Regions from separate parts of the Homo sapiens genome. Here region 1 is linked to region 2. Evidence: read pairs that join two places in POLR2A ChIA-PET (ENCODE). Cell type or tissue: IMR-90. All regions are shown on one strand. Each heading gives the region's core, and the rest is flanking DNA. Links, peaks and the distances in the headings are about the cores only. Region 1 overlaps PHAX (phosphorylated adaptor for RNA export). Region 2 has its middle 69 kb from the start of LMNB1-DT.

Evidence for each region. Peaks named below come from ENCODE experiments on the same cell type or tissue, not always from the same donor. Only the 100,000 strongest peaks of a DNase experiment are listed, where the experiment ranks them.
Region 1: POLR2A ChIA-PET joins it to region 2 with 10 read pairs; 2 of 35 experiments call an interaction of 5 or more read pairs at or near these places.

The regions. Positions count from the first base shown.
Region 1 is chr5:126,618,328-126,631,051 of GRCh38, forward strand. PHAX (phosphorylated adaptor for RNA export) reads left to right here. Exons shown (of 5, transcript NM_032177.4): 5 at 6,248-8,925. The coding sequence ends at 6,517. It also overlaps the pseudogene RPLP1P7. Among named protein-coding and RNA genes, the nearest start is that of SPMIP10, 7.0 kb to the right of the region's middle. RefSeq lists an enhancer at 172-704 and a silencer at 6,476-6,676. In IMR-90, for the core only: no CTCF peak of the experiment used is centred there; a DNase peak (open chromatin) is centred at 6,434; H3K27ac peaks cover 1,726 bases.
Region 2 is chr5:126,700,879-126,713,602 of GRCh38, forward strand. No RefSeq gene overlaps it. Among named protein-coding and RNA genes, the nearest start is that of LMNB1-DT, 69 kb to the right of the region's middle. In IMR-90, for the core only: no CTCF peak of the experiment used is centred there; no DNase peak of the experiment used is centred there.

The DNA.
Region 1 (12,724 bases), core at 2,985-10,984, 83 kb before region 2:
ATGAGTCTGGAGTGAGTGTACAGTTAACACTTCAGCTTGGTGCCATCCCCCACCAAAAAAAAAATACAAAAAAAAAGTATCTCCCAGTAATGACAATACCCTACATAACCACAAGACCCATTATCACTCCTAAGAGAAATAAAAACAATTTCATAGTATTCAATATCTAGACCTTATTCCAATTTCCTAATTTGTCCCAAGAATATATTTTATATACTTTCCCCCTAAGCAGAATACAGTCTAGGTTTCCATATTCCATTTGTTGTATCTCCTCCTGTATTATATATTTTTAATTAAATTTTTTTTTTTAATTTTTGGAAACAAAGTCTTTTTTTAAAAACTGTTTTTTTTTTTTTTGAGATGGAGTCTTGCTCTGTCGCCAGGCTGGAGTGCAGTGTCATGATCTCGGCAACCTCTGCCTCCCGGGTTCAAGCAAGTCCCCTGCCTCAGCCTCCTGAGTAGCTGGGATTACAGGCTTGCGCCACCACGCCCAGCTAATTTTTTGTATTTTAGTAGAGATGGGGTTTCACCATGTTAACCAGGATGGTCTCGATCTCCTGACCTCGTGATCTGCCTGCCTTGGCCTCCCAAAGTGCTGGGATTCAGGCATGAGCCACCACGCCCGGCCGGAGACAAAGTCTTACTCTGTTGCCCCAGCTGGAGTGCATCATCACAGCTCACTGCATTCTTGACCTCCCTGGTCTTAGATGACCCTCAGCCTCCCAAGTAGCTGGGACAACAGACATGCACCACTATGGCCAGCTAATTTTTGTATTTTTTGTAGAGACGGAGTTTCTCCATGTTGGCCAGGCTGGTCTCCAACTCCTGGGCTCAAGCAGTCCTCCCACCTTGGCCTCCGAAAGTGCTGGAATTACAGGTGTTAGCCACCTTGCCTGGCCCTCCTTTATTCTTTTTAACCCCACATTTTCCTTCATGATTTAGACCTTTTGAAGAGTTAAAGATGGTTAGGTCAGGCGTGGTGGCTCCTGTCTGTAATTCCAGCATTTTGGGAGGCCGAGGTGGGCAGATCAGTTGAGTTCAGGAGTTCAAGAGCAGCCTGGCCAGCATGGTGAAACCCCGACCCTACTCAATACAAAAATTAACCAGGCATGGTGGCGGGCGCCTGTAATCCCTGCTACTCGGGAGGCTGACGTAGGAGAATCGCTTGAACCTGGGAGGTGGACGTCGCAGTAAGCCGAGATCACACCACTGTACTCCAGCCTGGGTGACAGAACAAGACTCTGTCTTTAAAAAAAAAAAAAAAAAGTTACAGGTGGTTATCTTACAGAATATTAGGTTACCTTATTATATTTTGGTGATTGTCTCCTTGTGGCTTTCATTCATTCTTCTGTCTCCAGTATTATAAACTAGAAGGTGTAGACTCTTTAGTATTTTAAATCATGTTTGTGTTACTGGGAATATCTTTTACGGACATTCTTCTACAGTATGGATTTTTCAAAACTTAAAATTTGTTTTCTTTTAATTTGTTAATCCGAGAACATGATTTGCACTTAGCATTTATTCATAGACTAAAGATTGAGAACTAAACTCTTGCATAGGAAAGAGGTGGTGCACATCTATCACAGCTGTTGTATTTGAGTAGCCGCACATTTTCCTTATGATAACAATGGTGATAAAGGTAATAGGAATGTGTCTTTTAGCCATACTGACTGTAATGCTAATGATGACAGATAAAGCAACTTACCTTGAGCTGGTCCAGGTAATTGCATTTTGCATCTGCTCAGTGTTCTTTTTCCTTAAGTTTTCTGGCTGTTCTCTTAACAGTCATTTTAATAGAGTCTGCTATATTGACATTCCTATAGGAAATGTTACTGTAAATCTAAAATCTCTAGTAACTACTTTTTTCATTTCATTGTAACAACTGTTTCAGTAACATGATTTGTAACAATGTAAGTTTCCTTAGGAACACAACTGTTGAGTGGTAGCAAAGATTATACTCTAATGTTCTCTCCTCTCACCCAAAGTAATTCTTGACAAAAAGTATGTACTTAAAAGATACCTTCTAAGTAACTAAACCTTGGACAAATAATATTCTCAGGCAGGAGAAAAGAAATACTGTAACATTTATTGATTTCCTCCCACTGGACCAAAGATTAATATTATATAACTTAATCTTCACCACATTGTATCACCGTGAATGTTACAAATGGAGAATAATCAAAATTATATGCCTGAGATCACACAGACCACTCTGACTCCAAAACCATGTTGGAGTTATTTTCACTGTATTATGTCTTTGTAATTCAGTTATTCCAGCTCATTTAGGGAAAGGATTTTAATACTAGAAAGTTTTTATGTCAAACTACCAGAAACTTTGCATTATAATAACAAAAAATAGAAACACTTGGAATATCTAATAATAGGGAAATGTTGACTTACAAGGACATTCTTTTGTTTGTTTGTTTTTTTGAGACAGAGTCTCACTCTGTCCCCTAGGCTGAGTGCAGTGGACGATCTCGGCTCACTGCATCCTCCGCCTCCCAGCTTCAAGCAGTTCTCTCACCTCAGCCTCTCGAGTAGCTGGGATTACAGGCATACCACCACACCCGGCTAATTTTTGTATTTTTAGTAGAGACAGGGTTTCACCATGTTGTCTGGGCTTGTCCCAAACTCCTGACTTCAGGTGATCCACCCTCCTCGGCCTCCCAAAGTGCTGGAATTACAGGAGTGAGCCACTGCGCCTGGCCAAAAAATTCTTTTTAAAAAGAGACGGTTTCACTCTGTCACCCAGGTCTCACATTATGTTGCTCAGACTGGTCTTGAACTCTGGGGCTCAAATGATGTTCATGCCTCGGCCTCTCAAAGTGCTGGGATTACAGGTGTGAGCCACTGTACCTGGCAGTTTTGTTTTGTTTTGAAGAGGTAGGTCTCCTGCTATCACTCAGGCAGGAGTCCAATGGCACTATCGTAGCTCACTGTAGCCTCAAACTCCAGGGCTCAAGTGACCCTCTTGCCTCAGCCTCCTTAGTAGCTGGGACTGTAGGGCACATGCCATCACTCTCAGCTTATTTTTAAAATATTTTGTAGAGACAGGGTCTTATATTGCCCAGTCTAGTCTCAAACTCCTGGCCTTAAGCAATCCTCCTGCCTGGGCCTCCCAAAGTCCTGGGATTACAGGTGTGAGCCACCATGCCTGACCAATAAAATTTTATTATAGATCATTTATTTCAGATGCCACCTAAATGATGATGTTATAATTATTCTTTTAATTGCTATATTGCTAACAGTCACCATATGTAGAACTTAGAAGCCAGAACTTGACTAAGTTTGTTTTCCTGTTTTAAAATTCCATTTGGGTACATGACCTCACAATTAAGTTTTGTTTTGAAAAATACAAAGTTTTCTGAAGGAAAAAAGCAATAGTTAAAACTTTATTTGCTTTGTTCAAAGAAAAAAAAAAGCTCAGCTAAAACACTAGAGTTAGATCCTTAACTTGGAGAGTTAAGTATATATAGATATGGATGGGAGGGGGGAAATTTTCCCTCAAATTACCTGTCTGCATTTGTGATAAAGATATTAACAACATGTTGCAACAACATTTTGGGGACCATTTCCCACTTTGTTCTATTAAATTCATAACGCATGGGAATGAAGTTTGTTTTTATTTTGTTTATTGTTTATTTTTTTAATTTTTGAGACGGAGTCTCCTAGCTCTGTTGCCCAGGCTGGAGTGCAGTGGTGAGATCTTGGCTCATCCTGGGTTCAAGCAATTCTCCTGCCTCACCCTCCCAAGTAGCTGGGATTACAGGTGCCCGCCACCACGCCTGGCTAATTTTTGTGTTTTTGTTTGTTTGTTTGTTTTTTGAGATGGAGTCTTGCTCTATCGCCAGGCTGGAGTGCAGTGGCGCGCTCTCGGCTCACTGCAACCTCTGCCTCCCGGGTTCAGGTGATTCCCCTGCCTCAGCCTCCCAAGTAGCTTGGATTATAGGCTCGCACCACCATGCCCAGCTAATTTTTTGTATTTTAGTAGAGATGGGGTTTCACCATGTTGGCCAGGATGGTCTCGATCTCCTGACCTCGTGATCCGCCCGCCTCAGCCTCTCAAAGTGCTGGGATTACAGGCGAGAGCCAGCAAACCCAGCCTAATTTTTGTATTTTTTTTTTTTTTTTTTTTTTTTTTTTTTAGTAGAGATGGAGTTTTACCATATTGGCCAGGCTGGTCTCGAACTCCTGACCTCAAGTGATCTGACCACCTCGGCCTCCTGAAATGCTAGGATTACAAGAATGCGCTACCACACCTGGCCAAAGTTTCTTTTTAATAAGGCTTGCCATATTTGGAGAGAAAAGGGCAGTTTCGTAAAATTTACTCAGTGTTACCAAGCATTATACTACTTAGAATTCTTAGCAAGATGCTTGGATATGCTTCCATATAAAATGAAAATGCTTCTACTGTGGCTTCTTCATATTCTTTGAATTAAAGGTAAGTGAACTCTTGGAAAAAATTGCAAATCATCACACTTTTGTGAAGGCAGTATAATAGATTTTAAGAACATTGGGCCGGGCGCGGTGGCTTACCCCTGTAATCCCAGCACTTTGGGAGGCCGAGGCAGGTGGGTCACTTGAGGCCAGGAGTTGGAGACCAGCCTGGGCAACATGGAGAAACCCCATCTCCACTAAAAATACAAAATATAGTTAGGTGTGGTAGCTCACGCCTGTAGTTCCAGCTACTCTAGAGGCCAAGGCATGAGAATTGCTTGAACCCTGGAAATGGAGATTGCAGTGAGCCGAGATCAGACGACTACACTCCAGCCTGGGTGACAGAGCCAGACTCTGTCTCAAAAAAAAAAGAAGAAGAAAAAAAATAAGAATGTAGGAGAAATCAGCAGCTACTTGGGATGCTGAGGCGGGAGGATTGCTTTAGTCCAGGAATTCGAGGCTGCAGTGAGGTATAATTATACACTGCACTCCAGCTTGGGTGACAGCGAGGCCCCATCTCTATCAAAAACTTTTAAAAAGGAGAATATTAGAGAAATCATATGTGAGTTCAGACTTCATACCTTCACATGGTAGCCCTGTAATCTTGTGCCTCATTTTCCACATCTGAAAACAAGGATAGTTAACTACCTCATAAGGCTTTTGTGAGGACGAAATGAGTTAATGTGTGTGTAAAGTCCTTAGCAAAATGCCTGGTACGTAAAAGTACTCACTTGATAACTGGTAGCAAGCCTCATTATATTCTGAATTTACCTTTGTCTTTTCTCACGTATGTACCCTCCTTCTCCCTCCTCAGTTCCTCCTCTTTAGCAAATACTTTTCTTATTTCTCTTCATCAAAACACTCATATTCTGAAGTTTCCCCTTACCTCTTCATTTCAAAGATCTTTACACCTTCCTCTGTTAATTCTGTGTGCTGCTTGTAACTATTTAGCATAAATTTTAGGAGAGAGTCTCCTTCATCCCACCATCTTCCATAGTGCTTTTTATAAACAAGAAGGGATTGGGATTTGTATTCTTTAAGAATATAACAGGGACTGGCTTGGCTTGAGCTTTTTGGAATCCCTGCCCAGGAGATAATAGGGTCCCAGAAGTGTGTCCTGCCTACACTAGCTTCTTTTTTAAACCTTTGAACCGTCTCTGTTTTAGTACAGGTTGACAATCCCTAATCTGAAAATCCAAAATGCTCCAAAACTTTTTGACTTTTTGTTTTGGTTTGGTTTTGGGTTTTTTTTTTTTTTTTTTGAGACACAGTCTCGCTCTGCTGCCCAGGCTGGAGTGCAGTGGCACAGTCTCGGCTCACTGCAACCTCTGTCTCCTGGGTTCAAATGATCCTCCTGCCTCAGCCTCCCTAGTAGCTGAGACTACAGGTGTGTGCCACCACAGCCGGCTACTTTTTGTATTTTTAGGAGAGACAGGGTTTCACCATGTTGGCCAGGCTGGTCTGCAACTCCTGACCTCAAGTGAACCACCCACCTCCGCCTCCCAAAGTGCTGGGATTACAGGCATGAGTCACCATGCCCAGCCTTCATTTAGGAAATTTTTAACTGTAGAGATGATACATTAAGGTAGAATAAGCATGGGCCCTAAACCTAACACTAGGCTGGGTTTAAATCAGTTTCAATCTTGCAATGAGTACTTACTTAATATCTTGAACTCCATCTTAATAATGAGCCTAATAATACTTGTATTTTTTGTAAGAAATGGAGATAATGATTTTAAAGGGACAGTCATGGAATAAACCTTTAATAACGTGGTAGTTCTTGTTTACTAACTTTGTTCCTTTATTACAGGACATTTTCTACATTGAAAACCAAAAGGAATATGAAAATAAAAAAGCTGCTAGGAAGAGGAGAACACAAGTGTTGGGGAAAAAGATGAAACAAGCTATTAAAAGTCTAAATTTTCAAGAAGATGATGATACATCACGAGAAACTTTTGCAAGTGACACGAATGAGGCCTTGGCCTCTCTTGATGAGTCACAGGAAGGACATGCAGAAGCCAAGTTGGAGGCAGAGGAAGCCATTGAAGTTGATCATTCTCATGATTTGGACATCTTTTAAGTACATTTTCAACAGTTTGAGGACTAAGCCTTTCTAAAATAACATTGTAATAAACCATTTTTACTGAGATTGCAACGTTTTGCACTGATAAACATGAGAATCTGGAGGAAAGACAATTGTTTTCTTGTTTAAAATATGTGTGGAAAGGAATGCAATTGATAGAACATTTAAAGATATATCTGACAAAATACTTAAGAGTATATAGCACAGGATTTAATTTCTCAATCTGTTGCATGTGCTAATTATGAGTATTACTAGTTGATAATCAGTTTTGTCTAGGTCATAACATACCATTTGTAAGTTTGTTTGCTTTTTCAGGTTTATCTTTGCAGTGAATTATGCTTTGCTTTAAAACATTCCGCTAAAATCATAATGGGACATATAAATTATTAAGCTGTTAGAAATGCATTCAAATTTGTTTTTTCTGTGTTCTAAGAACTCAGGCAATTTTAAGGATAAAAACTAACATTGGCCAGGCACGGTGGCTCACGCCTGTAATCCCAACACTTTAGGAGACCAAGGCGGGCAGATCACTTGAGGTCAGAAGTTTGAGACCAGCCAGGCCAACATGGTGAAACTTCATCTCTACTAAAAATACAAAAACTAGCCAGGTGTGGTTCTCCATGCCTATAATCCCGGCTACTCGGGAGGCTGAGGCAGGAGAATCACCTGAACCCGGGAGGCAAAGGTTGCAGTGAGCTGAGATCGTACCACTGTACTCCAGCCTGGGCGACAGAGCAAGACTCTGTCTCAAAAAAAAAAAAAAATACAATTAAGAGGTGTATACTGATGATTCTTCCCACTCATTTGTTTGTCCAGAAGTAAATAAATGTCGGAAGTTTTCCAAGTAACTATTTGTTTTTTGGGGGGTTTTTTAGTTAGAGTCTTGATCTGTCACCCAGGCTGGAGTACAGTGGCAGGATCTCAGCTTACTGCAGCTTCCATCTCCCAGGTTCAAGCGATCATGTGCCTAAGCCTCCTGAGTAGCTGGGATCACAGGTGTGTACCACCACGCCCAGCTGATTTTTGTATTTTTAGTAAAGACTTTCGCCATGTTGTCCAGGCTGGTCTCGAACTCCTGGCCTAATGATCTGCCCACCTCTGCCTCCCAAAGTGCTGGGATCACAGGCATGAGCCACCGAACCCAGCCTTATTCTGCTTAAATTTAACGTGTTTTTTGACTTCTTAATTAACTTGGTCATATACTAAATGTGATCTCCTGTGGATTACCACATGCATTAAAAAATTTTTCAAGCTGGGCCTAGTGGCGCACACCTGCAATCCCAACACTTTGGGAGGCCAAGAGAGGAAGATTGCTTGAGCCCAGGAGTTTGAGACCAATCTAGGCAATGTAGTGAGACCCTGTCTCTAATTTAAAAAAGAAAAAGAAAAAAACATTCCCAGTGGCAGCCTGCCTAAGACTGTCTTACCTTATGTTAAGGAAGTCAGGTATTTAAAATGTTACATATGCCGGCGCAGTGGCTCATGTGTGTAATCCCAGCACTCTGGGAGGCTGAGACAGGTAGATCATTTGAGGTCAGGAGTTCAAAACCAACCTGGTCTACATGGTGAAACCCCATCTCAACTAAAAATACAAAAAATACAAAAAATTAGCCGGGCGCGGTGGCTCACACCTGTAATCCCAGCACTTTGGGAGGTGGAGGCGGGTGGATCACAAGGTCAAGAGATCGAGACCATCCTGGCCAACATGGTGAAACCCTGTCTCTATTAAAAATACAAAAATTAGCTGGGCGTGGTGGCGCATGCCTGTAGTCCCAACTACTAGGGAGGCTGAGGCAGGAGAATCACTTGAACCCAGGAGGTGGAGGTTGCAGTGAGCCGAGATCACGCCACTGCACTCCAGCCTGGCGACAGAGCGAGACTCCCTCTCAAAAAAAAAAAAAAAAATACAAAAAATTAGCCGGGCATTGTGGTGCATGCCTGTAATCTCAGCTATTTGGGAGGCCGAGGCAGGAGAATCACTTGAACCCAGGAGGCAGAGGTTGCAGTGAGTCGAGATCGTGCCACTGCACTCCAGCCTGGGTGACAGAGCAAGACTTTGTCTCAAAAATAATAATAGTAAAATGTTACATGTGCATGAAGTTTTAAATTACTCATTTTTATTAATGAAGAAAATAAGGTAGTTTAGACATTCCAAGAGTTAACTATAGTTTACAAAAATATATTAAGCAAAAATATGCTTGATATATTAAGCAGAAATGTTGTATATTAAGCAAAAATGTAAAATTCAGCAATTATAAACTGTTCCTTACAGACAGTGTACTTGAAGTCTTTTGGTAGTTCTGAGAATGTGGTCATTGAAGTTGGATCTAAGAGGAAAGTGGTTATCGGTTGCTTTTTATTTATAAAGGATGCAAAAATAAAATTAGATTTTTGGCAGTCCTTAATGAGCTTCAAGTGATTATATTTTTAAATCTTGAATGTTTTTTCATAAAAATGCTATAGCCAAGAAAAATATTTTTAAAAGGTAATTGGATATTGACCCTAAGACAATTTATGGGAGGTGATTTTAGAAATAGTACATTAAGAAAGATAATTATTCTGAATACTTAAATGCCACATATTAATGTAAATATTGCCAATTTTTCTAGCAAAAGTTATGCCTTTTAAAGGGCGTTGATGCCTGAAGCTACTTTATCTTCATCAAGATTGTTTCTTCCCCACACCTTCCTGGTTTTTTAGCAATAGTTGTTTTTTTTTTTCTTTTTCTTTTTTTTTAAGACGGAGTTTTCACTTTTGTTGCCTAGGCTGGAATGCAATGGCACCATCTCAGCTCACTGCAACCTCCGCCTCCCGAGTTCAAGCGATTCTCCTGCTTCAGCCTCCCAAGTGGCTGGGATTACAAGCACACGCCACCACACCCAGCTAATTTTTTTGTATTTTTAGTAGAGACAGGGTTTCACCATGTTGGCCAGGCTGGTCTCAAACTCCTGACCTCAGGTGATCCACCTGCCTCAGCCTCCCAAAGTGTTGGGATTACAGGCATGAGCTACCACGCCCAGCCAATAGTTGTTTCTTTAACATTTGGAAACCACTCAGATTTCTGGCTTGTGTTGCATCCTACTGCCATACAGAAAGCAGTGCTTCAATTTTTAAGGTTATTTCTTTTTTTCAAAGTTTAGGTTTTTATTGAATATGCTGTAAAAGAGGTTTAGTCAAAAAGACCAAAGCCCATGTCCTCATCAGATTCCTCGGATTCTTCTTTCTTTGCTTCCACTTTCTTCTCAACTGAAGCAGCAGCAGTGGAGGGGGTAGGATCTCCAGCTGCTGCAAGTCCACCAGCCCTTACATTGCAGATGGGGTTCCCGATGCTGACATTGGCTAGGGCCTTTGCAAACACGCCAGGCCAGAAAGGTTCAACATTTACACCAGCTGCTTTAATGAGGGCATTGATTTTATCATTATGCAGAATGAGGGCCGAGTAGATGTAGGCGAGCTCGGAGAGGGAGGCCATGGCACGGGTGTGTGTGGGGCTGGCGCTGCTGGATGAGGTGCTAATCGCCGGATGAAGTGAGGCTCTCACCCCAATGTGGCCTTAGCTTCCTTGGAATGACCAAGCACCTTGGCAGCAGCTGAGGAAAGGGCAGTTTTTAAGGTTCTTTAAAAATTTATCGGCCCGGCATGGTGGCTCATACCTGTAATTCTAACACTGGGAGGCCGAGGCAGGCGGATTGCCTGAGCTCAGGAGTTCGAGACCAGCCTGGGCAACACGGTGAAACCCCGTCTATACTAAAATACAAAAAATCAGCTGGGCATGGCAGTGTGTGCCTGTGGTCCCAGCTACTTGAGAGCCTGAGGCAGGAGAATTGCTTGAACCCGGGAGACGGAGGTTGCAGTGAACGAAGATCATGCAACTGCACTCCAGACTGGGCACAGAGCTAGACTCCATCTCCAAAAATATAATAAAAAATTATCTAAGATGACTCTGAACCTTTCTGGCTATCCAAATCAAGATGTGCAAACTGTTCTTAGGTATGTATTCTTTTAGTTTATGCTCTCATCAAACCAGCATATCTTGCAGTAATTCTTCCTGCTTAGCCTAATAATATTTTTTCTACTTGCCAGTGGGTAGGACTTACACTAATAACCATCCACCTCTCTGTTATAGTAGTTTAAGCATTTATCCTCACTAGTAACCTTTCTTTATTAAAATCAGTTTTCATAACCTAAAATATTCTGCAATATGACAAATCTTAGGGGATAAAATAGGCTGGATTGGTTTGAGTTTAAACAAATTGGATTTACACTCTTGAGCTGCATGTAATAGATGGTGAAACATAAATGGGACACATATCAGTTGTGCAGTATATAGTGATGTTGAGCATTTTTTCATTACTTGACCTTTGCATGTGTTCTTTTGAGAAATGTCTACTAAGATCTTTCACCTTTTAAGACAGTGTCTCGCTGTGTTGCCTGGGCTGGGAGTGCAGTGGCACAGTCATGGTTCACTGCAGCCTCGACCTTCCAGGCTCAAGCGATCTTCCTGCCTGAGGATCCATCATGCTTAGCACCACACTGGTCTCGAACTCCTGGGCTCAAGCAATCCTCCTGCCTCAGCCTCCCAAAGTGCTGGTATTATAGGCATGAGCCACCACACCCAGTCATTTTACCCAGTTTTAAATCAGATTGGTCATTTTTCACTGTTCTTTATGTAGTCTGGTTTTTAACCCCTTGTCAGATATATATTTTGCAGATGTTTTGTCCCATTCTGTAGGTTGTCTCTTCACTCTTGTTTCCTTTGCTGTGCAAAAGCCTGTCAGTTTGATGTAATCCCATGTGTTTATTTTTGCTTTTGTTGGCCTGTTTTGCTGAGGTCTTATTTTAAAAATCCTTGGGCCAGGCAAAGTGGCTCACACCTGTAATCCCAGCACTTTGGGAGGCTTGAGTGGGTGAATCACATAAGCATAGGAGTTCAAGACTAGCCTGGGCAACATGGCAAAACCCCATCTCTATAAAAAATTTAAAAATTAGGCTGGGCGCGGTGGCTCACGCCTGTAATTCCAGCACTTTGGGAGGCCAAGGCGGTCAGATCATGAGGTCAGGAGATCAAAACCATCCTGGCCCACATGGTGAAATGCTGTCTCTACTAAAAATACAAAAATTAGCTGGGCGTTGTGGCACATGCCTGTAATCCCAGCTACTCGGGAGGCTGAGGCAGGAGAATCGCTTGAACCAGGGAGTCGGAAGATGCAGTGAGCTGAGATCGCACCGCTGCACTCCAGCCTGGTGACAGAGTGAGACTCTGTCTCAAAAAAAAAGAAAATTTTTAAAATTAGGCAGGCATGGTAGTGCACACCTGTGGTCCCAGCTATTGGGAGGCTGGGGTGGGAAGATCACCTGGGCCCACGATTGATTGAGGTTGAGGCTGCAGTGAGCCGTGATTGTGCCACTGCACTCAACCTTGAGTGACAGAGTGAGAACCTCCGTCTCAAAAAAAAAAAAAACCTTGCCCAGCCCAATGTTGTAGAGTATTTCTGTATGTTTTCTAGTAGTTTTGTAGTTTCAAGTTACATTTAATCCTAATCCATTCTGAGTTGATTTTTGTGTATGGTGAGAGGTAGGGGTCTAGTCTCATTCTTCTTCATGGGGATGTTCAATTTCCCCAGCACTGTTTATTGAAGAGACTGTCTTTTCCCTCGTGTGTGTTCTTGGCACCTTTGTTGAAAATCGGTTGACTGTAGGTGGCATACGCAATATATAAAGAGGAAAATCAGCCACGGACCAATACAGAATGTTAATTTGAAGTGATTATTTTTTAATTACTGAATAATTGTTCAGTTCAACGTATTTTCTAGTATGTGTCAAATTTGTGTCACAAACATCTTCATTTTTAATTGCTCATTATAAGAATGATGTTCTACTCAAAAAGGAATTTGTTTTATTTTGTTTTGTTTTGTCTTGTTTTTTGGAGACAAGGTATTGCTTTGTTGCCCTGACTGGAGAGCCGTGGTGCAATCACAGCTCACTGCAGCTTCGATCTCCTGGGTTCAAGTGATCCTCCTGCCTCAGCCTTTCAAATAGCTGGGACCACAAGTACATGTGACCACGCCCAGCTTGCTTATTTATTTATTTATTTATTTATTTATTTATTTATTTATTGAGATGGAATCTTGCTCTGTCACCCAGGCTGGAGTGGAGTGGCATCATCTCTGTTTGCCGCAACCTCTGCCCCCGGATTCAAGCAAT
Region 2 (12,724 bases), core at 3,199-11,198:
TCTCACAACTTCATGAGGAAATAATAACATTATCCTTGCTTATAGGTTAAAAAAAAAAATAGAGAAACAGGCCAGGTGCAGTGGCTCAGGCCTGTTCTCCCAGCACTTTGGGAGCCCAAGGTGGGCGACTGCTTGAGGACAGGAGTTCGAGACCAGCCTGGCCAACACGGTAAGACCCTGTCTCTATGAAAAATACAAAAATTAGCTAGACATGGTGGCACATGCCTGTAATCCCACCTACTCGGGGGGGCTGATGCATGAGAATCACTTGAACCCGGGAGGCGGAGGTTACAGTGAGCTGAGATTGCGCCACTGCCTTCTGGCCTGAGTGACAGAGAGAGACCCTGTCTGAAAAACAATAATACACATACACAAAAAAACCAGAGGCACAAATATGTTAAGTAACTTGCCTGAAGTAATGCAGCTATTAAGCAGCAGAGTCAGCTGTCAATCTTTGGTAGATTTGCTCTAAAGCCCATGATCTCAACCTCTGGAATATTTTTCTCTCATTGTCCACCACATATACTAAATAGACCAGTAGTTTGTAAGACCACTTCTATGATATATTAAGTTCCCACATATGTAAGGCCTGCATCCAGGCTGGTGGTGGTGGTGGTGGTGGTGTTGTTTTGAGATGGAGTCTCACTCTGTCGCCAGGCTGGAGTGCAGTGGCACGATCTCAGCTCACTGCAACTTCTGCCTCCCGGGTTCAAGCAATTCTCCTACCTCAGCCTCCCAAGTAACTCACGCCTATAATCCCAGCACTTTGGGAGACTGATGCGGGCAGATCATGAGGTCAAGAGATCGAGACCATCCTGGCCAACATGGTGAAACCCCATTTCTACTAAAAATACAGACTGCTTTTTTAAAGTACAATATTCGAAACTTTTTCAATCCCCTGTTTTCATTCCATGCTGTTTTAATTACTCCAAGTTTTAATAAAAGATTCTGTGTCTGTTCAGGTGAATTCCTTCTTCTAATTTTTCTTCTTTTTGGTTTTTCTTTTGTCCTTACCATATGAATATATATATATACACACACACACACCATATACTATATATACCATATGAATATATATATACCATATGAATATATATATGTATACCATATGAATATATATATATATATTTTTTTTTTTTTTTTTTGAGTCAGAGTTTCACTCTTGTTGCCTGGGCTGGAGTGCAGTGGCACAATCTTGGCTCACTGCAACCTCTACCTCCTAGGTTCAAGTGATCTTCCTCCCTCAACCTCCCAAGTAGCTGGGATTACAGGCATGCACCACCATGCCCGGCTAATTTTTGTATTTTTAGTAGAGACGAGGTTTCACCATGTTGGCCAGGCTGGTCTCCAACTCCTGACCTCAGGTGATCCGCCCTCCTCCGCCTCCCAAAGTGCGGAGATTACAGGTGTGTTCCATACGAATTTTAAGGTCAACATGCCGAATTAAGGAAAAAGTGCGGCCAGGCACGGTGGCTCACGTGTATAATCTCAGCACTTTGGGAGGCTGAGAAGGGTGGATCACCTGAAGTCAGGAGTTCAAGACCAGCCTGGCCAACGTGGCATAACTGCATCTCTACTAAAAACACACAAAAAATTAGCTAGGCATGGTGGTGCTCGCCTGTAATCCTAGCTACTAGGGAGGCTGAGGCAGGAGAATTGCTTGAACCCAGGAGGCAGAGGTTGCAGTGAGCCGAGATTGCACCACTACACTCCAGCCTGGGTGACAGAGTGATACTCAATCTCAAAAAAAAGAAAAAAATAAATAAATAAATAAAGGAAAGAGTGCTGCAGCAATTGTGGCAATAATTGCTTTAACTCAATAAATTAATTTGGGGATAATTTCCATATTTATCATATTGATTCTCCTCATCCATGAACATCGTCTACTTCTCCATTTAAGTATTTTTTTATGTCCTGCAATAAAATTTTATAATCTATAAGAAGCTTTATTTTTTTAAATGTTGTCTTAATTATCTGATACAGTTTATTGTAATCATCAATGACACTCTTATTAGTGTTATGCACGCATCTAAGTGAAGAGACACCCTGAACAGACTAAGTGTGAGCAACAAGGCTGTTTATTCACTTGGGTGTGAGCAGGCTGTGTCCAAAAAGAGAGTCAGCGAAGGGTGGTGGGAGTGGAACTGGTTTTATAGGTTTGTGGTAGGTAGTGGAAAGTTACAGTTAGGGGCAGTTTTTTGGAGGGGCAGGGGAAGAATGTCAAAAGGTGCATAGTCACGAGGTTTGGGGGAGGTCACAAGGCATGATATCACAAGGTCGATCGATTAGCTAGGGTAGGGCGGGAACATATCACAATGGGAATGTTGCAAGGTCGGTTAATCAGTTAAGGCAGTAACTAGCTGTTTCTTCTTCTTTAGTGGTTCTCCTGTTGCTCCAGGCTTTGTGACTCCAGGAGGCCTGTATGTGTGGGTCACAGAGGTCACAATGGCTCGACCATGGTGTACCCCGCTCAGAGGACCTTACAATTAGGATGTAGTATCAGTTTTTAAAATATCTTAAACTTATTACCTGGTTAGTAATTCACAGGGTTCTAAATATAAAAGTTTCCTTCCTGGCCGGGCATGGTGGCTAACACCTGTAATCTCAGCACTTTGGGAGGCCGAGGCAGGCCGATCACTTGAGGTCAGGAGTTCAAGATCAGCCTGGCCAACCCCGTCCTTACTAAAAATACAAAAATTAGCCAGGCATGGTGGCACATACCTGTAATCCCAGCTACTCAGGAGGCTGAGGCAGGAGAATTGCTTGAACCTGGGAGGTGGAGGTTGCAGTGAGCTGAGATCATGCCACTGCACTCCAGCCTAGGTGACAGAGCGAGACTCAGTCTCAAAAAATAAAAATAAAAATAATAAAATTTCCTTCCCATGGGATGTCCCTACATTCTAGTATATAAAGTCCTCCTTCTCTGCTAGATAGCAACATAATGCCCAGATTCCATAGTTTTCAGTTACTTTCAATGATCAGAATAGTTTCGTTTTCATATTTAACACTTTTTTGTTTTTTTTTGAAACGGAGTTTCGCTCTTGTTGCCAAGCTGGAGTGCAATGGTGCGATCTTGGCTCACTGCAACCTCTGCCTCCTGGGTTCAAGTGATTCTCCTGCCTCAGCCTCCCAAATAGCTGGGATTACAGGTGTGCACCACCATACACAACTAATTTTTGTGTGTGTGTATTTTTAGTACAAATGGGGTTTCACCATGTTAACTAGTCTGGTCTCGAACTCCTGACCTCAGGTGATCTGCCCGCCTTGGCCTCTCAAAGGGCTGGGACTACAGGCATGAGCCACCATGCCCGGCCAATATTTAACACTTTTTAAAGATGGTAATCTCAAACTCCATTTAATTCTATCTTCCTTTTTCTCCTGTATCGATTTGTTTGACTCTGCAGCTTAAAATCTGTGTATGTGGAGAGGCTAGCAGGAGGGCATGGAAACAGCAACATCTGTTCTTTTATACCTTTCCCTCTCGCTGCCTCAGCACATTGAATCCTTCACACAGGGCAGAAAGGAAAGGACAATGGGCAAATTTCTCTTTACTCAACTGGATGAGGCTGAAATCCTCTCCTTGGCTGATGATAACTACTCTTCTATTTCATTTTCTTTTCTTTTCTTTTTAATTGACAGGGTTTCTCTGTTTCCTAGGCTGACCTTGAACTTCTAGGCTCAAGTGATCCTCTTGCCTCAGCCTCCCAAATCACTGGAATGACAGGTATGTGCCTCTGTACCTGCCTTTCCATTCCATTTTATTTTATTTTATTTTTTAGATAGAGTTTCACTCTTGTTGCCCAGGCTGGAGTGCAATGGCGCAGTCTTGGCTCACTGCAACCTCTGCCTCCCAGGTTCAAGCATTCTCCTGCCTCAGCCTCCCAAGCAGCTAGGATTACAGGCACCCACGACCACAGCTGGCTAATCTTTGTTTTTATTAGAGATGGGGTTTCACCATGTTGGCCAGGCTGGTCTCGACCTCTTGACCTCAGGTGATCTGCCTGCCTTGGCCTCCCAAAGTGCTGGGATTACAGGCATGAGTCACCATGCCTGGCCTTTTTTTTTTTTTTTTTTTTTTGACACAGGATCTTACCTGTTGCCCAGGCTGGAGTGCAGTGGTACAATCTCAGCTCACTGTAGCCTCCGCTTCCTGGGTTCAAGCAATTCTCATGCCTCAGCCTCCCAATTAGCTGGGATTACAGGTGTGCACCACCACACGTAGCTAATGTTTGTATTTTTAGTAGGGATAGGGTTTCACCATGTTGACCAGGCTGGTCTTGAACACTCAACCTCAGGTGATCCACCCACCTCGGCCTCCCAAAGTGCTGGGATTACAAGCCTGAACCACTGTGCCCAGCTCCATTTCGTTTTCTATGTGTGCCAATAAAACAGGAAACATGCCACCTTCCTCAGTTCAGTTCACCAAGCATTGGTGACCCTTTACCTGATTCGGTGGTATCTTCAGGGTGATCCCCAGTCAGTGGCACTCATTCACATCCCTCGGAGGTTCTTGTCTCTGTGCTTCCCAATCTGTAGCAATCTGGTTCTTGATGGTCTTCTATTTTATTCAAAATTCATGACAAACTCTCAGGCTAATGGACATTTCCTGGATGTATTGACTGTCTGGAGACTTGAATGAGGTGGGGGCAGGGGCACAATCCTGGCCTTCTCTCTTTCTGGCAGTCCTCCCACATGCCATCTCTTTCATATTTTATTTCCCCTTGCTCATGAAGCAAAGAAGAGCAGGTCATCCACTGTATAAACACATCCAGCTGATTACAATGCCAGTCTGCAAATGTTTTTGCAACTAGTCTCAGTATTTAAAGATTCTTTAAAAAAATAATGATAATAATAAAAAGACAGAATCTCACTCTGTCACCTGGACTGGAGTGCAGTGGTGCCATCTCGGCTCACTGCAACCTCCACCTCCCAGGTTCAAGCGATTCTCCTGCCTCAGCCTCCTGAGTAGCTGGGATTACAGGCAGCCACCACAATGCCCAGCTAGTTTTTGTGTTTTTATTAGAGACGAGGTTTCAACATGTTGGCCGGGCTAGTCTTGAACTCCTGATCTCTGGTGATCCGCCCACCTCGGCCTCCTAAAGTGCTGGGATTACAGGCGTGAGCCACCATGCCTGGCCTCCTCTTGTCTTTGAAGAAGATAAATACGTTCTTTTTTCCCTGCATGTGGAAAGGATATAGTTTATCCGCAGGAGCCTTTACTCCCCCAAAGGCTAATGGGGTAGATTATATTATTTGTTTACTCTCATTTGTTTTCCTCTTGTCCTTTCCATTCTTCTCTAGCTGACTGGACTCTCCCTAGCTTATACTTTGGCTTGGCCATGTGATTTGCTTTGTTCATGTGAATGGATATAATGTATGCCACCCTCAAGCAGAAGTTTTTTTCTTTTTTTTGTTTTTGTTTTTGTTTTTCTCTTTATTCAAGCAGTTAAAAAAAAAAAAAAAACTTCACTAGCACAGTGGCTCACACCATAATCCCAGCACTTTGGAAGGCCAAGGTGGGAAGATCAACATGAGGCCAGGAGTTCGAGACTGGCCAGGAGTTCGAGACTGGCCAGGAGTTCGAGACCAGCCTGGCCAACATGGTGAGACAACCCCCATCTCTACTAAAAACACAAAAATTAGCTGGATGTGGTGTGCATGCCTATAATCCCAGCTACTCAGGAGGCTGAGGCAGGATAATTGCTTGAACCCGGGAGGCGAAGGTTGCAGTGAGCCGAGATAACACCACTGCACTCCAGCCTGAGCAACAGAGCGAGACTCCATCTACAGAGCGAGACTCCGTCTAAAAAAAACAAAACAAAACAAAACAAAACAAAAAAAAAAAACACTTGAGTGAGCTGGGCTGGGTGGTTCATGCCTATAATCCCAACACTTTAGGAGGCTGAGGCAGGAGGACTGCTTGAGCCCGGGAGTACAAGACCAGCCTGGGCAACATAGGGACATCTTGTTTCTACAAAAAATAATAAATTAGCCAGGGGTGGTGGCCTGCACCTGTAGTCCCAGTTACTCGGGAGGCTGAGGTGGGAGGATTGCTTGAGCCCAGGAGGTCGAGGCTACATTGAGTCATGATCACATCACTGCACTCCAGCCTGGGTGACAGAATAAGCCTCTGTCTCAAGCAAAAACACTTGAGTGGGCTGGTTTTTCTTCTCTTGAATTTTTGCTTTCCTCCATGAAAACAGCATGTTCCAGACAGTGGCTGTTTCTTCAGCCTGGGTCTTTGAAAGAGAAGATGAGCAAACACAAAAATCCAGTGAGTTCAGCAGACCTACAGCCAACTCACTGTCATTCTCTACTGCAGACAAGAAATAAATATCTGATGTTGTAAGCCACTGAGATTTAAGGAATGTTTGTTGCTGCAGCAAAAGCTGACAAATACAGTCCCTAAACTTTCTTCTAAGTGCTTACTTTTTATTGACTGATTGGAGAGTGAGTGATGGAAGATCTGGTTCTGGCTCATCTCAATAAGCCCTCTGGGACATAATTATCTCCACATGTTGCAGTCTGCCGATTTTAAAATGTGTGGAACTTAGTGCCTTTTACTTCACTTTTGGCCTTAGCTGCAGTAATTGGGGAAAAAAGGAAAAATTCTATTCAAACTATTTAAAAAGTTATGTTTGGGCTGGGCACAGTGGCTCACACCTGTAATACCAGCACTTTGGGAGGCCGAGGCGGGCAGATCACCAGAGGTCGGGAGTTCGAGACCAGCCTGACCAACATGGAGAAACCCCATCTCTACTAAAAATGCAAAATTAGCCAGGCCTGGTGGTACGTGTCTGTAATCCCAGCTACTCAGGAGGCTGAGGCGGGAGAATCGCTTGAACCTGGGAGGTAGAGGTTGCAGTGAGCCGAGATCATGCCATTGCACTCTAGCCTGGGCAGCAAGAGCAAAACTCTGTCTCAAAAAAAAAAAAAAAAAAAGTTACATTTTCGGCCAGTCGCAGCGGCTCATGTCTGTAATCTCAGCACTTTGGGAGGCCAAGGTAGGCGGATCAACTGAGGTCAGGAATTTGAGACCAGCCTGGCCAACATGGCAAAACCCCGTATCTACTAAAAAAAAATAAGTAGCTGGGCATGGTGGCGGGCACCTGTAATCCCAGCTACTTGGGAGACTAAGGCAGGAGAATCTCTAGAACCTGGGAGGCGGAGGTTGTAGGGAGCTGAGATGGTGCCATTGCACTCCAGTCTGGGCAACGGAGCAAGACTCCATCTCAAAAAAAAAAAAGTTGAATTATCTTTCCTTTTTTCTTTTTCTTTTTTTGTTTTTAGGCTAGTCAAGTGAAGCACTGGGAGTAGAGAAGGAACCAAGAAATCTGTAGCTGATAGTGATCAAAAGTTGCATTTTATTTTTGTTTACAATGATATACAGAAACTCCCCTCTGTCACCTTGTTTTGTTTTTTGCTTTAGTCTGTTACCCAGCAACCTTGTCAAATTCTCCTACTATTTTTAATAGTTTTCCCATATATATTCTTAATATTCTATGTGGAGAGTTATACTTTCTATATATAATGATGAATTTGTTTTAACCTTTTTAATCCTTACACTTTTTTTCTTGACTTCTTGCATAGTCTAGGATCTTCAGTTCAATGTTGAATAGAAGCAGTGACAGCAAACATCCTTTTCTCATTCCAGGCATTAATAAGAATATTTCTACTATTTCACTATTAAGTATGATGGTTGCTGTAGGTTTTTGGAGATTACTATTATCAGGTTAAGAAACAGATTTTTAGCTAATTGTTTTTTTTTTTTTTTGGTTAATTTTTTGTTGTTGTTAATCTTGAAGAAGTATCAAAATTTGTCAGTGCCCTTTTTATGTTGATTAAAATGAGTTTTTGTCCTTTAATTTGTTAGTGTGGTATATTATATTAATAGATTCTCTCATCTTAAACCATCTTTACATCCCTGGGATAATGTCTACTTAGTCACATATTGCTGGATTTTATTTATAGATGTTTTATTTAGGATGTTTGCTTCTATGTGTATAACCAATAATGAGCTATAATCTTCTTTTTTCATGACTTTCTTCTCAAGTTTTGATATCAAAATTACACATTAAGCATCATGAGTAAGTTTTCTGTTTCTCTAGTATTTGGAAACATTTGTAGATAATAAGAATTATCAGATCTTTGAAGCTTGACAAAACTCATCTGTAAAATTTTCTGGCCTTGATGCTTTCCCTGGGTATATTCTTAAATGTTGATCCTGCTACTTTAACAATTACAAGTTTGTTTAATCAGCTTGAGTGAGTTTATTAACTTGAATTATTCTAGAAAGTTAATCATTTGGCCAAAGTAATTGAATGTAATGGCATCAGTTGTCCATAGTTTTTATCTTTTGAATTTTTTAAACTCTCTACGTTATATCCTGTTTTTCCTTCCTAATATTATTTACTTCTGCCTCAACTCTCATTTTCCTTGAAAAATTTCACCAGATGAGGTTTTTTTTTTTTTTTTTTTTTTTTTTTTTTTTTCCTCCGGAGAGAGTCTCCTGTTGCTCAGGCTGGAGGGCAGTGGTGAAATCTCGGCTCACTATGACCCCTGCCTCCCAGATTCAAGCGATTCCCCAGCCTCAGCCTCCCAAGTAACTGGGATTACAGGTGCACACCACCAAGCCCAGCTAACTTTTGTGTTTTTAGTAGAGACCGGGTTTCACCATGTTGGGCAGGCTGGTCTCAAACTCCTGACCTCAGTTGATTTACCTGCCTTGGCCTCCCGAAGTGCTGGAATTACAGGTGTGAGCCACTGTGCCCAGCTTCACCAGATGATAGTCTACGTTACTGGTCTTTGTAGAGATTCAGCCTCGATTTTATTTATACTTCCTATTGCTTCCTTGCTTTCTTTTTTTGTTTGAGACAGAGTCTCACTCTGTTGCCTAGGCTGGAGTGCAATGGCACGATCTCGGCTCACTGCACCCTCCGCCTCCTAGGCTCAAGTGATTCTCCTGCCTCAGCCTCCCCAGTAGCTGGGATTACAGGTGCATGCTGCCATGCCCAGATAATTTTTGTATTTTTAGTAGAGATGGGGTTTCACCATGTTGGTCAGGCTGGTCTTGATCTCCTGGCCTCAAGTGATGCACCTGTCTCAGCCTACAAATGTTCTGGGATTACAGGCGTGAGCCACCGCACCCGGCCTTGCTTCTTTGCTTTCTATTTCATTAACTTCTACTGCTATCTTATTTCCAGCCTTTTACTTGGGATGACTCTGGTTTTTTTTTTTCTAACTTGCATTGGATATTTAGTTTATTTATTTGTTAATATTTTCTATTTTCTAATGTATGCATCTTAAGACTATTGGTTCTTTCCAAATCCTTTCTCAACTGCATCTGACAAATTTTAGTGAGTAGTGTTCTCATTGTTGGTAAGTTCAAAATACAGCCTGACTTAAACTTCTTTATTTATTTGTTTGTTTGTTTTTACATTTCTATTTATTCTTTCATTCCTTGTTTATTTTTTATTTTTGTAGAGATGGGGTCTTGCTATATTGCCCAAGACAGTTGCAAACTCCCAGTCTCAAGTGATCCTCCCACCTCTCACTGCTTACTTTAAAAAGTATTTTAAATATTCCAAATGTATAAGGTAATTGGCTGGCACTTAATTATTATTTTCAAATTTCATTATATTTGTTCAAACTATTTGGTTGTTTGAAATAGATTCCTCAAACTTTGTTGAGATTTGCTTCATGGCCTACTATGTCAATTTTGAAAATGTTCCATGTGCCTGAAAAGAATGTGAGTTCTCTAACTGTTGGTGCAGGGTTCTATACATGTCCATTTAATCTAGCTTGTTAATAATGTAGTTTAAACCTTAGTAACTTTTTTTTTTTTTTGAGATGGAGTCTCGTTCTGTTGCCCAGGCTGGAGTGCAGTGGTGCAATATCAGCTCACTGCAACCTCCGTCTCCTCGGTTTAAGCGATTTTCCTGCCTCAGCCTCCCTAGTAGCTGGGATTACAGGCATGCACCACCACGCCGGGCTAATTTTTGTAGTTTTTGTAGAGACAGGGTTTCATCATGTTGGCCAGGCTGGTCTCGAACTCATGACCTCAAGTGATCTGCCCGCCTTGGCCTCCCAAAGCACTGAGGATTACAGCCGTGAGCTACCATGCCTGGCCAAATGTATCATTATTCTTGATATATTTGGACTTATTTCTATAAATTCTGTTTACTTTCTTTGCTTTTCTCCCCACTCCTTTCTGCCTTCTGCTAAATTTTTCTGACTTCTGCCTTTCTGCCATACTGCTAAATTTTTCTTTAGGGCTCCATTTGCTTCTACTAGTTTAGAAATTACACATGCTATTTATTTTTCTCACTGGCAATCCCCAAATTTTTAGATACTCACATGTTATTTGACAAAGTCAAAAACTGATGATTCTGTTCACCTCCTGAACAATTCAAGAACTTCGGTGTGCTTTAATTTTTAGTGCATCATTTTCATTTACAAGTTATGGCTACCTAGTATAGAATATCCCTCTTGAACCAAGAGTTATGTAAGAGAGTATTTGTTTTCTTTACACATTTGGATAGAAGAACCTTGTTATTTTGTGATACTGTAAGTCTACTATTATCACATTGCAATTAGAAAATGTGACATATATTATTTCTACTATGTAAATTTTGTTCAGGGTTTTTGTTTTTTGTTTTGAGACAAGGTCTCACTCTGTCACCCAGGCTGGAGTACAGTAAGGCAATCTTGGCTCCCAGGCTCAAGAGATCCTCCCACATCAGCCTCCTGAGTAGCTGGGACTACAGGTGTAGACCACCATGGTTAGCTAATTTTTTTCATTTTTTTGCAGAGACAGTATCTCCCTATATTGCCCAGGCTGGTCTCAAACTCCTGGGCTCAAGCGATCTGTCCACCTGGGCCTTCCAAAGTGCTGGGATTACAGGTGTGAGCCACTGCACCTGGCCTGATTGTTTGATATAATAGACATATCTGGTCTTGGTTCTATGATTTTCTTTTATGTTTTCTGTTTTCATAATTTAATTCTTTCACAATGTAATTTGTTTTCTTTGCTTTTTTGGTAATTCCAGTATTTGCAGAAGTTTGTGTTTTTGTGACATTTTATAATTAAAAATGATTACTTTAGAAAATATGTGTTTCTCAGCCTGTAATCCCAGCACTTTGGGAGGCCGAAGTGGGTGGATCACAAAGTCAGGAGATCGAGACCATCGTGGCTAACACGGTGAAACTCCGTCTCTACTAAAAATACAAAAAATTAGCCAGGCGTGGTGGCCAGCGCCTGTAATCCCAACTGCTCGGGAGGATGAGGCAGGAGAATGGTGTGAACCCAGGAGGCGGAGGCTGCAGTGAGCTGAGATCACGCCACTGCACTCCAGCCTGGGTGACAGAGGGAGACTTTGTCTCAAAAAAAAAAAAAAAAAAATATATATATATATATATATATATTTGCAAATCATGTATCTGTTAAGGGAATTTATCCAGAATATACAAAGGACTTACTGTTCAAATAATAAAAAGACAAAAACTAAATGTAACAATAACGAAGGATTTGAATAGACATTTCTCCAAAGAAGATATATGAATGGCTCATAAACACGTGAAAAGATACACAACATCATTACTCCTAGGGGAATACAAATCAAAAACATGAGATGCCACTTTATACTTTCTATGTTATGGTCTACATATTGTGGCCCCACAAAATTCATATGTTGAAACCCTAACCCCCAATGAGATAGTATTTGGAGATAGAGCCTTTATGAAAGTAATTAGGGTTAATTAGGTCATAAGGATAGGGTCCTGCAAGAAGACAGCCCTCACCTGGAGTCAAACTGATACCTTGATCTTGGACGTCCTAACCTCCAGAACGTGAGAAATTCCTGTTTAAGCCACCCAGTTTATGGTGTGTTTTTGTTTTTGTGTTTTTGTTTTTTTGTTTTTTTGTTTTTTTTAAGATAGAGTCTTGCAGTGTCGCCCAGGCTGGAGTTCAGTGGTGGGATCTGGCTCACTGCAACCTCCATCTCGTCTCCTGGGTTCAAGCAATTCTCCTGCCTCAGTTTCCCAAGTGGCTGGTATTACAGGTGTGCGCCACCACACCTGGCTAATATTTTTTGTATTTTTAGTAGAGACAGGGTTTCACCAGTTTGGCCAGGCTGGTCTCGAACTCCTGACCTCAGGTGATCCATCCACCTCGATCTCCCAAAGTGCTGGGTTTACTGGTGTGAGTCACCATGCCCAGCCAATCTATGATATTTTGTTATGGCAGCTCAAGCTGACTAATACATCCTGGAATAGCTGTAACAAAAAAGATAGATAATAACAGATATTGTTGAAGATGTGGAGAAATTGAAATCCTCAGACATTGCTAGTGGGACTGTACAATGATGCAACCACTTTAGAAAACGGTTTTTCAGTTCCTCAAAATGCTAAACATAGACTTCCTATATGACCCAGCAACTCTACTCCCAAGCATCTATCCAAGAGAAATATGTGGAAGACATATGTACACACAAAAACTTGTACATGAATGTTCATAGAAGCACTATTAATAATAGCAAAAAAGTAAAAATAACCCAAATGTCCATCAACCGATAAACAAAATGTGATATATCCATACAATAAAATATCATTCACTGATGAAAAAGAATGAAGTACCAATACATGCTACAACATGAATTAACCTTGAAAACATGCTAACTGAAATTAGCCAGACAGAAAAGGGCAAATATTGTGTGAGGCCAATTAT